Regions from separate parts of the Mus musculus genome. Here region 1 is linked to region 2. A link is a loop called in an ENCODE intact Hi-C map of the cell type or tissue named here. Cell type or tissue: heart. All regions are shown on one strand.

Region 1 (8,000 bases), 240 kb after region 2:
TTATTCTTATTATAGTGTATTTCACATTTGTTCAGTCAAACTTAGCCAGAGTTCCAACGCCCTACTTAAAATTCAACTAGAAAGTTACCTACCAAGTACTAATTAGCATTATAAAGTCAGAGCCTACAACTCCAGGCTTTTCAGTTAGTTGTTTACTAAGATAAGAAAGGACAGTCTTAGCCAGATACAGTTTACCATAAGAAAAGTTAAGGAATCCCACGAAAGCAGGTTTTTTCTTTAGCCCTAGATTCCAGGCAGAACTATTGAGCATAGATAATTTTTCCCCCCTCAGGCCAGCTTTTTCTTTTTTTAAATTTTGTTAATAAAAGGGAGGAAATGTAGTCTCCCCTCCCCCAGCCTGAAACCTGCTTGCTCAGGGGTGGAGCTTCCTGCTCATTCGTTCTGCCACGCCCACTGCTGGAACCTGCGGAGCCACACACGTGCACCTTTCTACTGGACCAGAGATTATTCGGCGGGAATCGGGTCCCCTCCCCTTTCCTTCATAACTAGTGTCGCAACAATAAAATTTGAGCCTTGATCAGAGTAACTGTCTTGGCTACATTCTTTTCTCTCGCCACCTAGCCCCTCTTCTCTTCCAGGTTTCCAAAATGCCTTTCCAGGCTAGAACCCAGGTTGTGGTCTGCTGGCCGGACACAACAAGTTTTATCTTGCTCCAAGCTCCACGTGGGTTTTATTTGCTTCACAACTATTGACATTCTTTTGGGAGGTCGTGGAAGTCCCTGAACCCCATCCATGCAGCCCTCTTCCTACTGCAGGATCAGCTAGGTGGACTTGCTGGGGGCCAGAGCATGTTTTCCTAATAAGGCTTTGCTTCTTTTCTTGTGTATTTGCGTGTTCATATGTGGGTGCACATGTGTGTGGAGGCCTGAGGTTGACGTCAGGAGTATTCTCTGGCTGCTATTCCACCTTATTCTTTTGGGTCGGTATCTGTCAGTCAAATCCAGAGCTTGCTCTGGGTATCCCATCTCTGTCTTCTGAGACTGGAATTACAGGTGAGACCTCAGATACACCTGGGACTTATGTGGGAGTTTTAGGCTCAGTCCTCTTGCTTGCAGAGCAAGGCATTTAATACTGAACCACTTCCTAAGCCCCTCCACACCTTATAGGATTTTGACATGAAACTGTGCATGGCTCTGGGTTTGACCCCAGCACTGGTGTGTGTGTGTGTGTGTGTGTGTGTGTGCATAAGCATGTGCACGTGCATGTGTGTGTGCATCTGTGTGTGTGTGCTTACATATGTGTGTGTGTGCGTGCATATGTGTGTGTGCATGTGTGTGCATGTGTTAAATGGCTGTCACTAATCGACCTTTACTTCTCAGGACAAACACTACAATCCCAGGCTCTTCCAGCAGCCTATGCCAGGCAATGCAACTTTCTCAGATTCAAATTCGACCCTTTACAATGCACATTTAAGACTTTGTCCACAGTTCTTTAAAAATGAAATTATCTTGGGGCTGGAGAGATGGCTCAGTGGTTAAAAGCACTGGCTGCTCTTACAGGGGACCCTGGTTTGGTAGCCAGCACTTGTATGGTGGTTCACAACCACCTGTAACTCCAGTTCCAAGGGATATGGCACCACCCTCTGACACACAGTGTAGAGACACACATGCCAGCAAAAACCCCTCATATACATAAAATAAAAATAAATAATGGAATTGTCTTATTTTATATGTCACACTTCAGTCAAGTGTTAAGGCCCCCTCTTTCAAGAAGGCTGCCCACATTATTTCTGCCAACTGTCTGATGTGTTCACTCAGGCTGTGCTTTCTCTGTGAGGGTGTCCTCCCTTGGATTTGGGGGAAGAGTGCACACCCTGAAACTTGGGGGAGACACACCGTCTTTGCAGCTTGATTCACATTTTCTTACACAGCTGGAGATGGGTGCCAAGTGTCAAGTCTGACACAGGCTTAGACTAAAGTTTATTTGGGCACCCAAGGCTTGGCACTACATAAATGGAGGATGTGTCTGGTGGTCTGCTGGCTTGTCCTGAATCACAGGTATTTTTTTTCTGGATGATGAGATGATACAGTCTCTGTAAATACAGGGAGAACAGACCTTGCCTGGGTGGAGTAGCCCACACTTGTATTTCCAGCACTGGGGGAGCAAGCTCATGGCTAGACAGGGCTGCAAGATGAATTACATACCGCTCTGGCTCCAGTACAAGCTCCTGGCCCCCTTAAAACAAAACAAACCAATACTAACAACAAAAAGCCCACATAAGGGTCTGAACACAAGAAATGGCTTGTAGTAGGTAAATGAAACATAGTGAACTGCCTCTCCCCAGTGCCCACGAGCTCTATGAGCCAAAGAACAGGAGAGCATTTATTAACTCAGACCAGGGAACCAGGAGCAGGCATTTTTTTTTTTTTGGGTGGGGGGAGGGTATCTAAGGGATCATGCAAGGTTGAAGGACCAGAGCGACTTTTGAATCTCTGGCCGGGAGAATCTGGTTGTACTTAGACTTTGGGATGCAGACATAACCGAAAAGGGTACACAATAAAAATGTATTGGTGAGAGTCTGGAGAGATGGCTCAGTAGGTAAAAGGATGTACTTTTCTCATAAAGGACCTAAGGTCAGTCCCCAGCACCCATATCAGGTGGCTTATGGCCACCTGTAACTCCAGCTTTAGAGGGTTCAAGACTCTCTTCTGGCCCCCATGGCCACCTACACTAACAAGTACTCCCCTACCATACTCAGAATGAAACATAATGAAATTAATGTTTAAAATAATATTGGTGGACGAGTTTGGGTGTGAGCATTAGGATGCTAACAGGGGTCAGCATGGGTTGTATCTCACCAATGCAGTCCTAGAAACCAGGCAGGAAGGCACAGGCTGCCTTGCCTCCCTTCTGCCATGCCTTGGCCCAGCACCCATATTCTGCCTGCTCACCGTGGTTATCAGCTTTTCTCGATCCTCTGCCTTCCCCACGTGGCACACGATGCCAGTCACACTCAGGCCCTCTCCCTGTAGTGTGGCCACTGCACGGTCCACATTCTGCTGTTTGCGGCTGCTGACGACCACGTGGGCCCCATCTTCAGCCAGGCGCCGGGCGATGGCAAAGCCGATCCTACGAGGGTAAAAGGTGACACACTGTCAAGGCCTCTACCGCAGAGAAGAGGGCGAGAGCATGCGTGGGCTCTGCTTTCAGGCTTTCAGCACTGGACCCTCGCTCTCCCTGTATTCGAGCTTCACGCATTTCTACTAGGTAGAGTAGGCTTTTAATGGTGCGGACAGAAGGATAAGCTCAGATGATTTTATTATGATCTTGTCTTTTACCCCAGTTCCCGGGACTGACATCACCTGCCACAGCCTTCATGACCGATTATTGTACCTATGTCCAGTTGGGAAAGAGGGGAGAGAAATAGATGAGTGTTCAGTTGCCATGGACTTAGGGGCCTTGCTGGAAGAAGCCCATATCCCCAAATACCTCTTACCACACTACAACCTCACAATTCTATCTTTTGATATATTTGGGGGGGGCCTTCACCAAAAAAAGCATGGCTCAAAATGTAAATATCAATTACATATTTTATAATAGCCAGATGTTAGCTTTTCATAGACATCTGCATTACAGATTTTCAAGGAGTTTTTTAATTTAGTAAGGTCCTGTGGGGATTAAAAAACTGGATAGTTGAGAGTGGTGGGTGAGACAGGCTGGGCACGGAGGCCCAAATATACAGACTGAAGTAAAGATCTGGGCACGGGATCCAGGTAAGGGGTCCCTAGGGAGCAAGAACAGCAAGCAGAGCTTTGAAGCCGTGACTGGTTGTTTTGGTCTTCCCAGACTCTAGGTGGAGCTGTCGATTGGGGCAGCCCAGAAGCACCGGGACCTGGGTCCTTCTGGCAGCGCCGAGCTCTCACAAAGCCGAAGGCAACAGTGATACAAGGGCTAGCCTGTGGCAGGGCCAGGTCGGGGATTCGGAGCGATTTCAGGTCCACCATGTGGGTTTCCTTTTTCTCCCTCGGGGTGGCCTTTGGCCGCATCTGAGGCTCGAGGACAACAGTCCAGGAGTTAAAGAGTACTTGTTTCTGGATGAAGACTCTGGCTCTGGTACTCACCCGTCGGTGGAGGCTGTGACCAGGGCCACCTTATTGGAGAGAGGGTTTCGACGAGTCAACCCGGAACTGGCCATCCTCACCGACATCCACGCTTGAGTCCAACCACCTAACAGCCGTCCCGCTTTCTGCATAGTTCAGGCCAGGGGGTTGGGTTGAACTCTGCTAGGGGAGGGGACTGTTCAAAGGGCGGGAGGCTGGTCTAGCTGGGAGAGCTCTGACTTCCCAGACTGCCTGCCCCTCTTCTAGGACCGGCTCTGCGACGGCCCGGGACTAGGCGGGAGCCGCGGCGGTTGCGAGCGCTCCCTGCTGGCGCCCCGCGCCCCTTTGCCTGATTTGGGACTCCCGCAAATTCTCAGTCCAAGTTTCCTTCAAGACCCCCACACCTCTTCTACCAGAACCCCCAGCTTTTCCTGTGCCCCAGCTGCTCCTCCCACTTCTGCTGGTCCACCTTTTTTTGGGATGGGGTCTTAGGAGAGTCGTTGGAGAGGAAGCTTTGCAATTTTATTTATTTTTGTTTTGCTTCCTTAAACTCCAAATAATTCTTCCTTTATAAAAAGCCTGGGTTTGTATGCAGGACTGCACAGACAACTCATTTGGTAAAATGGTTGTTGAGCAAGCATGCTGGCCTGAGTTTGGATCTTCAGCATTAACATAAAAAGCAGGGCTTGTCACCTAACAGCTGTATTCCTAGCTTTAGATACACAGACAAGATGATTGTTGAGGCTTTTGGTCATCTGGTCTTGCCAATCCATGAGCTCCGGGCTCAGTGAAAAACCCCGTCTCAAGAAAAAGATAAGATAGGGAGTGGTAGAAAACAGTCCACGTTGACCTCTCGTATAGGCACATGTGTGCATACCCTACTCCCCCAGCCCCAGAAACACACCATGATGAGCGTAGTAAAAATGCCTTTAGACATGTAAAAAATAGCTTATTCAGGAACCCCACTACACCCATGGCTGTACTGATAACCAGAACATCACTCACTCAGGATAACCAGACACAGTCCTAGCACCCCACGATGCCCATTGGACAGTATCAAAGCAGAGACCAAGGGCAATGCTCTGCTCTGCACAGTTGGAGAGAAGCTACCCAGATCTGCCCTGTGTCTGGAGAGTCTTGCCAAGGATCCTGACCCTCGAATCAGAGACCACTAATAGAGGCTAGACCCAACCTTCAGTTAAGATATGTTACACAGCTGAGAAGCCCTGGGGAGACAGGCTTAGGACCTTAGTTAGGAATTTAGAGAGTGAACCTTGTGTGATGACCCTCTGCGTAAGAAAATAACACACACACACACACACCACACATCACATACAAGAAGGGCAAATGAATGAATGTTTTGAGACTGTCTGTGGAGGTGACACTTGTGCTCCTCACAGTGTCCATGTAGTGAGGGATGAGGAGGCCAGGTGACAAATGTGATAAGTTGTGACAGCTGGCCTAGGCCTGACACTATCTTTCCCTATGGCACAAAGTCTATTGCCAGTGGTTCTCAACCTGTGAGTCACAACCCCTTTGGGTTTGCCTAAGACTATTGGAAATATCAAATTTTTTCATTATGATTCATAACAGTAGCAAAAATTAGTTATGAAGTAGCAATGAAAATAATTTTATGACTGGGGGCCACAACATGAGGAACTGAATTAAAGGGTTGCAGCATTAGCCAGGTTGAGAGCCACTGAGGACTTCATCTTCAGACAGGCAGGAAATGACCACTGTGATACCCAGGGTGAAAAGATGGAGGTCCTGGGTCTATCTGATGCCAAAGGGTCGCCCAGCCACTTCCACAGACAGGGTGGAGATATGGAGACCGGGGAGCGCTATGATTTTCCATGCCCACCCATCTATTCTAGCTCAATAACTAACTGTTATGTGTGAGAGTGCTTGATTAACTGTAAACGACTAAGTATGGAGTGATTATTTTCACCAAACAGTAGTTATTATTACTGCCATAGGCCAGACTCTTCCTTTATGAACCGAGGATGTACAGTAGATGATAAATAAAATTCTCACCAGCTATAGATTCTGAGCCCAAGACTTTCATCTCTGCATCTCTGCCAAGTGGGTTGACCTGATCTCTCTCCCAGGGTCCTGGGAGAATTAGTGAACTTTGATGGCTTAAGAATGCACCACAGAGAGGCATCAACAGAAGCAGTGCCAGTGACTAAACTGGGTCCACCCCTGGAGCTCCCATATACCAGGAAGAAAAGCCGTGTTGGCCCCTGGGCAACCTTCCAGACTCTGAGGCAACATAAGGGACATAAAGACAATAAAGGGAGTTTCTAATATTAACTCAGCAGGTAGTAGTAGTTTGCTCTGCAATTTGTGCTTGCTTAGGTTTTCCTGTCCTTCCTTCCTTCCTTCCTTCCTTCCTTCCTTCCTTCCTTCCTTCCTTCCTTCCTTCCTCCCTCCCTCCCTCCCTCCCTCCCTCCCTCCCTCCCTCCCTCTCTCTCTCTCTCTCTCTCTCTCTCTCTCTCTCTTTCTGGTGTTAGTCTTTTCCTTTAGAAAAGATGATAAAGTGGATGCATTTCTTTATTTTGAGACAGGATTTCTCTGTGTAGCCCTGGCTGTGCTGGAACTATTTTTTTTTTTTTTTTTTTTTTTTGTAGACCAGGCTGACTTTGAGTTCAGAGATTCACCTACCTCTGCCTCCTGAGTGCTGGGGCTAAAGGTGTGCGCCCCCACACCCAGCCCAGATGGGTGGTTTTTGGAGAATGTTGCTTATTGTGAAATCATCAGCTTGTCAACCTTAGGCAGTGTGCTCAGTAGTGAGTCTATGAAACAGAGGTCTGGGCTTTGATGTTTAATAGGATTTGCATTTACTAGAGAATCATTTCATAGCTTAGCGTGGTGGTGCATGCTTTTAATCCCAGCACCCAGGAGGCAGAGGCAGGCAGATCTCTGTGAGTTTGAGGCCAGCCTGATCTACAGATAGAGTGCCAGGACAGCCTGGGCTATACAGAGAAACCCTGTCTCAAACAACAACAGCAAACAACAATAACAAAAACAAACATTTCAAATACATATAAATCAGCTAAGAAGACAAAGCAGAAAGCAGGAGTCCAGTATACAAAGTGTGCTGAGGACTGGATATGGATAGCCAGTGATGTAACAAGCAAGAACTAGGCCTATGGGGGGTGGGGTGGGGTAGGGGGCGGGGCTTCCTCAAGCTGAGAAGTTGTAAGTTGTGTTACTCAGTGCATACTGATAAGACAGCTTGCCTCATGTCTGAGGAAATGCCCCCTAGTCTGAGCCTCATGAATTATTGAGAAGAGGCTGGCAAGTGCCACACTCTTCCTCTCTCACTGTCTGGAGCTAATGCACCCTGGGAATCTTTCCCAGACCGTCACCTGTGTGTGCAGCTGGAACCCAGGGATTTAAGGTGGACTGCTCTCAAAGCCTGGCTTAGTGGAACAGGCCTTAAATGCATATCTAAATGGATGGTGAGTGGGTGAGGGACACAAAGATTCAGGGAAAAGATAGTCATGAAACTAGTGTAGTGTCCCTTTCATATGGGCAAGGTTGAAAATTGGCCTTTAGTGTTATTTCTTTTGGAAGAGCACAGGGGATGTTAGGGAGGGGATTTGTGAAGAGAAAAAAAGGGCAGAAGGAAGCCAAGAAGTGTGGGGTCTCAAACTTCCTCTCTTCATTAAGGATGTTGTTGAAGGTGGGGTAGAGCATCTTTTGGGGGATACATGCTTGTGCAGCAGTAGCTCTCTAGAGTGGGAGCTAGAACGTGAAGTTGCGAGATGTGATACCTCTGCGTATCCTGAGGACACATTTGACACTGAGCCATGCTTCCATCTTCAGGGCATGACTATGCTTCAGAAGAGCTTGGATTTTCTTGCAGTTGGGATCCTTGGATGGTCACTGACTCATGCCTGATCAAGAGCAGTCAGGACTGGGTAACGTGGAAGG
Region 2 (8,000 bases):
GTTGATTGGTTGGTTGGTTGGCTGATTGGAACATGTTCTCACTATGTAGCCTTGGTGTGGTAGCACATGGAACTCATTGTGTAAACCAGGCCTCAAACTCATAAAGATCCACCTGCGTTTGCTTCTTGAGTTTTGGGATTAAAGGCGTGACCTCACGCTGCCACAGAGAGTTCTATTACACAGGGCTTCACTAACCATAACCTCTAAGACAGCAGAAATAAAATTTGGTTTTGGCATAGTTTGACTTGGTTGTTTTGCCTGAGACTGGATTCCTGAAGCCTAGCAGTCTATGGCAGGCCAGGCCTGATGCTAAAGACCAGTGATCGAATACACACAGAGGACCCCAGGTTCAATGCCTGCCTCTTCCTTACTCCCTGTACCTCTGGAGCATGGCTGCCTGCCGAGCTTTGACTGTGGCTCACGGTCCCTTCCTTCCTTCCAACCAACTCATATTTGGGCTCTGCTCAGGGTCCTGGAAATACTGTGTGTGCCGATGCCCTCCACCCCCTCTCTGTTTCCTCATTGTGTGATGTGGGTGATGATACCTACTTATGCCCACAGTGCTTTAAGCAAGCTGACTAGTCTTTACCGATGTTCAAATCCCTGCTTTCACAACAAACAGAAAAATCTCTGCAAATATCAGCGCACAGCTGCCTGCTTCCCACTCCCTCGAGGTGAAGGCCAACTATAACTCACAATGACTCCTCTTGCCACTACGTAAGAGGCTTGTCATCAATTCTTTTATTCTTATCTGTGAGGGCACCTGGCTTAGCATCCCTCTGCCAGCTGCCTGAGTCTGTTTGGTTTCTCACCCGCAGCTGCACGCCACACATGTCTGACATGCCCTTCCTGCCTTCTCTTTCCAAAACACAGGCCCCTCCTTTTTTGAATGCAGATGTTTTTCACAATACTCACTTCCTCTCAAGCCTGCCTGACTCAGCTTTGCCAGTTTCAAGATTGCTAATTATTTAATCGGCTCCCTTGCTTACCTCACCCTTCCCCCGCCCCCTTCCCTCCTCCCTTAGTAACTATGATGTAACACTGTGTTTGGCAAACCTTCACCGGTTGGCATCTGTATTTCTGGTATCTGGTTGCATGTCTGAGTGCCTACAGAACAAGAAACAAGATCCAGAAGTTGCCAAACAGCAATAACAACAAAATATGGATGTTGAGGGGAGACTAGCCCAGAATCACGGCTGTCTTACCTGGTACTTACTACTACTACTTGGGTGGCCCTCAGCAAGCTAGTAATCTTTTTGAACCTCCATTTCTTGCATGTTTGTCAGGAAAAATAAAAATAATAACTATAATACCTTTGCTATATTATTATTTACTGAGTATTTATTCAATATAGTCATTATTCAAAGCACTTCACACCGGTAGTTTATTTAATCACAACATCAACTCAAGCATCTAGATAAATTTTTCTTCTATGATTGTTTTGTTGTTGGAGCTTTTTGTTTGTTTGTTTGTTTTGTTTGTTTCTTCGTTTGTTTTTGAGATTACATAGCAGAAACTAACCCGGAACTCCTTTTCTAACCCAGGCTGGCCTTGAACTTGGGGTTCTTTCTCTTGTCCCATGCCTTGAGGTTACAGGTGTTCTCTAAGACATCCAATCCAGCCTTTTAACTTTTTCACTTAACATCTCAGTGCATATCCCAGGCTGGCTTCAGACTCAGGGCCTTCCTGCCTCAGCCTCCCAAGTGCTAGGATTGCAGGTGTGAGCCACAAAGTTAGGCTGAGACGTATTTTTAATCACTCTGCTTTGGCTTCCACATGTGGTCCTCTGTGTGTGTGTGTGTGTGTGTGTGTGTGTGTGTGTGTGTGTGTGTGTGTGTGCGCGCGCGCTCACATGCATTAAAAATACAGAGCTCCCATCACAGTGCCAGGAGCAAAGATAACCAGTGACTCAGCTGTTTCCCCCACTGGGACTGAAGTACACAAGGCCAGAAGAAGCATCTCTTTTCTTCTAGAATACGTTACCTAAAAGAGGACCTAGAAAAGGGCTGGGCAGGTAGTGGATACTTTAAATCTGTCTCCATGGCTCACGGTGAATGAAAGTAGAGAGAACACAGGATGAAGAACATTGCAACAGCCTTAGTGGCAACTGCACTGAATGGTTATTAAAGAGACTAAAAAGCTTTGAGAACACTGCCACTTAGTGCAACAATGATGATAAAGCTGGCACTCAGAGGGGGGAGACGGGGGGGGGGACTCTTTTTTAGCTTTTAGAGTTTGAAATATCTCTAGGACATATAAGCGAAACTACATTTTTCTTCTTTCTGGTTTTTTAGACAGGGTTTCTCTGTGTAGCCCTGGCTGTTCTAGAATTCGCTCTGTAAGCCAGGCTGGCCTCTAACTCAGAGAACTGCCTGCTTCTACCTCCTGAGTGCTGGGATCAAAGGCAGTGTGCCACCACTGCCCAGTGATACTCAATTTTTAAAAAAATTAGAAACCTCACTATTATCTTAAACTCTAGACCCTCCTGTGTCGACCCCCTGAGAAGCTGAACATTACAAACAGCACCACTGCCTCTAGCTTTTGACCATGTCAACAAATACATATACTGCTATATAATTGTCACTATCATTATGCTTGTGGACGTCTGGACTGGAGAGAGGTTTGGGTGCCATATAGTAACCATGAATGTAGATGAAATCAAGAGAACAGGAAGGAAACCGAGAACTTTTGGCAGCCAGAACTCGCTGATAGCAGGTTGCTGGAGAAACTTCTTCACTTAGCCTGGAAAGGGACTCTAGCCAGCCTGAGTTTGGCAAACATGGCTCTGTCAGGCCTTGCCCTTCTCTCCACTCCCTCTGTCTTGCTAAAAACGTTAGATTGAGTTCCTAAAGCTAGCTACCGAGATCCGTTCCCTTATTCACCTCATCCTAACACAGGATTTCCCCTTTTACCTTTATAAACTGCCACTCTCCTATGGGCCATGCCTGTCTCCTCTCTATTCAAAGACAGTCCTTTGTCCCCTCTTCGAGAGAAATACCTGCCCCCCCCGTCCCCCCCCTCCCCTCTTCTCTTTCCCCTTCTCCATCTCCTGTCTTGTCTCTTATTCCTATACTTCGTCCCTCTAGGGCAAATAAAGCTCCTTTGTCCTGAAAACTTGGTCTTGGGGTGTCCTGAGCCGATACCAGTCCCTTCAAGGCTGCAGTTTGAGTTGCGAATGGGAAGAGCCAGGCCTGCAGGGGGCGCAGCGCCTCGTCTCCGCACCTCACACAGCACGGAGCCGCTCTAGCCACACTGGGACTCGGTGGCGGCCGGAGTTGCACGTCCTGGCACCTCCTCCCTGAGCAGGTGAGTTCGCCGGTGGAGGAGGGGGTGCAAGGGTCCACGGGACGGACGGACGGGCGGGCGGGCACTGCTCTCTATATGCGCGGCGTGTGCCTCGGCCCTGACGGGTGGGGCTTCGGAAAGATCCGTGGGGACGGAGGCCGTGGTTGTGGTGAGCGCTTCCTCCTGACCTCACAGTGCCAGCCGCCGGCCCCCTTTTAACTCACGGGGATCCTTATCCTGGGCCTGCTGGCAGCTTCCGGGAAACACCTGGGGGGCGGGGCCGTGTGGGCGGGGTTCTGTGATTGACATCTCTTTCGGCAGATTGAACGGGCTGCCTCCGGACCCCTCCCCTATCGCCAACGCTGAGCCGAAACCATGGTGAGAACCCTGAGCTCAGCCCCTTTCCCCTGCATGCCCATGCCCTCATCCCACGTGGCTATCTCGGCCGGGCTTCTGCAAGACTGCCCTTGCGAGGCAACCGGCGTTCATATTATCCTATCCTCATATCCCTGGTAGCATGGGCGCCTGAAGGTGAAGACGTCCGAAGAGCAGGCAGAGGCCAAAAGGCTAGAGCGGGAACAGAAGCTAAAGCTCTACCAGTCAGCCACTCAAGCTGTCTTCCAGAAGGTGGGGCCCTCGGAGGTAGTCCCCAATAATACAAAGACCAAAAGCTTGACCCTAGAGTCAAACTGTAGGGATCCAAATTTTGATTCTGTCTGTTGTTGCTGTATTGCCTTGTTCGAGTCACTGGAACTGCCTTCATCTGTAAAATGGAGCTGATGATTGCACAACCTGTGTACGAGTATTGCAAAGATTAAGTGAGAAAATACCTGTTAGGCCATGTAAGGTTTTGCACAGTACCTGTTGCATAGTGCCACTATTGACTGGTTCAGAGTTTATAATGTTTAACCTAGAGCTGGGGAAAGGCTGTGGTCCCTGACCCTATAACCTGTCTTCACAGCGGGAGGCAGGCGAGCTGGATGAATCCGTCCTAGAACTGACAAGCCAGATTCTGGGAGCCAACCCTGATTTTGCCACCCTCTGGAACTGTCGCAGAGAAGTGCTCCAGCAGCTAGAAACCCAGAAGTATGTAGTAGTTCAGGTCTCTGCCCTGGCCCTCGCCTGGGTGCAGAACTGGAGGAGGATTGGGGTAGCCGGGCATAGAGATAGGATAGTAGGGGGACCAGATACAAGAAGGGAGGGACAAGTTGGGGTTGGATGTTGGAAGGCTCTAACCCCCCTTTCTCTTGGGGTCCAGGTCCCCTGAGGAGTTGGCTGCTCTTGTGAAGGCAGAACTAGGCTTCCTTGAGAGCTGTCTGCGTGTGAACCCTAAGTCCTATGGCACTTGGCACCACCGCTGCTGGCTGCTGAGTCGCCTGCCTGAGCCCAACTGGGCCCGGGAGCTGGAGCTGTGCGCTCGCTTCCTCGAGGCCGATGAGCGGAACTGTACGTGTCCACAGTCCTGTCCCTACAAACCTCATGGGCCCCGCATCCTGGTACTGGGTCCTCAGAGCGGGGAGGGATACACAGGATCTAGCACCAGCATCCTGGTAGTGCTGAAAGGGATGGCGGAACCAGATGTATGTATAGGAGCAGTCTATGTAGTTTGCATGGAGGAATTGCTAGGGCTCTCTGAGGAATTCTGGGGGCCGTCAGTACAGTAGCTCCTCTTTGTCCTGCGTCTGAGATAGGCTCCCTCCCTCAACCTCTCTAGTTCATTGCTGGGACTATCGGCGATTTGTAGCTGCACAGGCTGCTGTCGCGCCTGCAGAGGAACTAGCCTTCACTGACAGCCTCATCACCCGGAACTTCTCCAACTATTCTTCCTGGCATTATCGCTCCTGCCTCTTGCCCCAGCTGCACCCCCAGCCAGACTCTGGCCCCCAGGGACGGCTCCCTGAAAATGTACTGCTGAGAGGTGAGTGGGCCTAGACCAGCAGTTCTCAACCTGTGGCTTGCGACCCCTTTGGGAGTTGACCAACCCTTTTCATTGGGATCGCCTAAGACCATCAGGAATATCAGGTATTTACATCATGATTCATCGCAGTAACAAAATTACAGTCAGCAAGGAGCAAAGAAAATCATTTTATGGTTGGGGGGGTCACCACAACATGAGGAACTGTGTTAAAGGATTGCAGCATTAGGAAGGTTAAGGACCAGTGGCCTAGAGGATCCTGGCAAGGATTTTGCAGGAGCACCCAGTCCTGATGGCTGCCTAGCCCCGCTCTGCACCACCTTATTTAGCTCCTCCTCCTCACTGACACACGCAGTTCCTGTGTGACGCTTGGGCTGGAGAGAGTTGGGATCCTACCATGCTGACGCAACCTTCCTGGCCCCCACAGAGCTGGAGTTGGTGCAGAATGCCTTCTTTACTGACCCCAATGATCAGAGTGCCTGGTTCTATCACCGCTGGCTCCTGGGGCGGGGTAAGCAGTGGGGGAAGGGCAGGATGTTTGAGACTTAGAAAGAAACAAAGATGACATTTAAGGTAAACCGAGGCTGTTTCTCTCCCTAGCGGAGCCCCACGATGTTCTGTGCTGCCTGCATGTGAGCCGGGAAGAGGCCTGTCTGTCAGTCTGCTTTTCTCGTCCCCTGATAGTGAGTCGAGCTGTTTTTTTAAGCGCATCGTGGTGAGACCCTGTGTCTGAGGCCATGAGGGCTAAGGAGACTTTCTTTGTTCCCCGTGGCAGGTGGGCTCCAAGATGGGGACCTTGCTACTCACGGTTGACGAGGCACCTTTGAGTGTGGAATGGAGGACTCCAGATGGCAGGAACCGGCCCAGCCATGTCTGGGTATCCCGGGATTGGTGGGGCAGGATTAGGGTGGGACAGTCAGAAAAGCAGTGAGGTAGCATGTTTCCTTGACCAGTGCTCTAGCTCTGTGACCTGCCTGCTGCCTCTCTCAATGACCACTTGCCCCAGCACACGTTTCGTGTCATCTGGACAGGAAGCGATACCCAGAAGGAGTGTGTGCTTTTAAAAGGTGATGCTGTCTAAAGCTCCCCTTGCCTCGCCAGCCCCCCAGCCTTCTCTCTCCTCTCCCCACAGTGTCCCATCCAACTACTTAACCTTTCCCCTAGGTCACCAGGAGTGCTGGTGCCGAGACTCAGCCACTGATGAACAGTTGTTCAGGTGACAAGAAACCCATGGACAAACAGAGGGTCTAGACACTAGGCAGTTGGGGGCAGGAGACATAGGCCCCGGGGAAGGAGGATGGCTTAGAACTCTGGGCTGTAGGCAACATGCCTTCCCTAACCTTCCCGCTCTCAGGTGTGAGCTGTCCGTGGAGAAGTCCACAGTGCTACAGTCCGAGCTTGAGTCCTGTAAGGAGCTGCAGGAACTGGAGCCTGAGAATAAATGTGAGAGCCTAAGCCAGCTCCCAAAAACCACACGGAGAGAAAGCCTTTCCAGGGAACTTCCCCGAGCAGAGGGTCTCAAGAGACTGTACACCTTTCTCCCCCTTCTCCCTAGGGTGCCTGCTGACCATCATCCTCCTGATGAGGGCACTGGACCCCCTCCTCTACGAGAAAGAAACACTGGAGTACTTCAGTACCCTCAAAGCAAGTTGGGCCTTGGGGAAGACAGGCCAGGGGAGGCCCAGTGGGCCATTAGGAGGCAGTGACATCCCCCCCACCCCATAACTGCCTGCTTCCCCACCAGGCTGTGGACCCGATGAGAGCAGCCTACTTGGACGACCTGCGCAGCAAGTTCTTGGTGGAAAACAGTGTTCTCAAGATGGAGTATGCTGACGTGCGTGTGCTGCACCTGGCTCACAAGGTATGGGCTCAGCATGGGCCCCTTCCTCCTGCTGTCTTTCCCACCAGGTTGACCATACCGTCTTTCTTCTAGCCTGCTCCTTGGTTAGGTCTTGCTTCCTGCCAGTCAGTTCTTCATCCTGCTTGTTTCCTGGTTTTAAGTCCTGACCCATCAAAGCTGGACTAGGAATGTGTAGCTCATTGGTAAGGCCCTGGGTTCAATTCCCAGTGTTGCCTTTTACCATCCATCTGTGCATTCCTATGCCTTTCACACTGAATGGGGCCCCAGAACCTAAATCCCAAATCGTTTCTGAAGATTTCTAAAAGCTGTCCAGGTTCTGCTTTTTGTGTTTCTAGTCATCTTTTTTTTTTTGGTTTTTCGAGACAGGGTTTCTCTGTGTAGCCCTGGCTGTCCTGGAACTCACTCTGTAGACCAGGCTGGCCTCGAAATCAGAAATCTGCCTGCCTCTGCCTCCCAAGTGCTGGGATTAAAGGCGTATGCCACCATGCCCGGTGTTTCTAGTCATCTTAACAAATCTGTTGTACCTCGTCACTGCAGACCAGCACAGGCCCACTCCTAGCTTTCTGTTTGCTGTAGGACATGCCACTCTCCTCTGTCCCACACTTGAGGTTTCCTCTCCCCATCTCCTCTCACTAACCACCCTTCCATAACCATCTGTCTCCTGTCCCTGACATAGCACATACTCCTATACACCGGGCTGTTTGTTTCTTGCACACGGTTAGCCTCCAACAGGGGTCTTGTAAGATCCGTGTGGAACACAGAACAGGTGGTTGAAGATGTCCTAGCACCTGCTGAGTGTTTTGCCCCTCTCCTCCCAACACCCCCCAGGATCTCACAGTGCTCTGCCATTTGGAACAACTGCTCTTGGTCACTCATCTTGACCTGTCCCATAATCGTCTCCGAGCCTTGCCCCCAGCCCTGGCTGCTCTGCGCTGTCTC

Evidence for each region. Hi-C counts contacts between places; a loop is a spot of excess contacts. Peaks named below come from ENCODE experiments on the same cell type or tissue, not always from the same donor. Only the 100,000 strongest peaks of a DNase experiment are listed, where the experiment ranks them.
Region 1: a loop joins it to region 2, with 2.3 times the contacts of the local background. A loop is called at or near these places in 1 of 42 quality-filtered maps.

What each region holds. Positions count from the first base shown.
Region 1 is chr14:55,475,116-55,483,115 of GRCm38, reverse strand. It overlaps Dhrs4 (dehydrogenase/reductase (SDR family) member 4), which reads right to left and starts at 4,358. Exons shown (of 8, transcript NM_001037938.2): 1 at 4,083-4,358; 2 at 2,913-3,090. The coding sequence starts at 4,213. In heart, CTCF peaks have their summits at 3,810 and 4,397 (motif pointing left); DNase peaks (open chromatin) are centred at 3,885 and 4,245; H3K4me3 peaks cover 1,576 bases; H3K27ac peaks cover 884 bases.
Region 2 is chr14:55,717,507-55,725,506 of GRCm38, reverse strand. It overlaps Rabggta (Rab geranylgeranyl transferase, a subunit), which reads left to right and starts at 3,244. Exons shown (of 17, transcript NM_001360387.1): 1 at 3,244-3,306; 2 at 3,607-3,663; 3 at 3,802-3,912; 4 at 4,247-4,371; 5 at 4,544-4,731; 6 at 5,000-5,203; 7 at 5,628-5,711; 8 at 5,801-5,883; 9 at 5,976-6,077; 10 at 6,162-6,267; 11 at 6,365-6,416; 12 at 6,555-6,643; 13 at 6,756-6,844; 14 at 6,945-7,061; 1 more. The coding sequence starts at 3,661. In heart, a CTCF peak has its summit at 3,206 (motif pointing right); DNase peaks (open chromatin) are centred at 886, 3,256, 3,586 and 4,650; H3K4me3 peaks cover 1,359 bases; H3K27ac peaks cover 1,439 bases.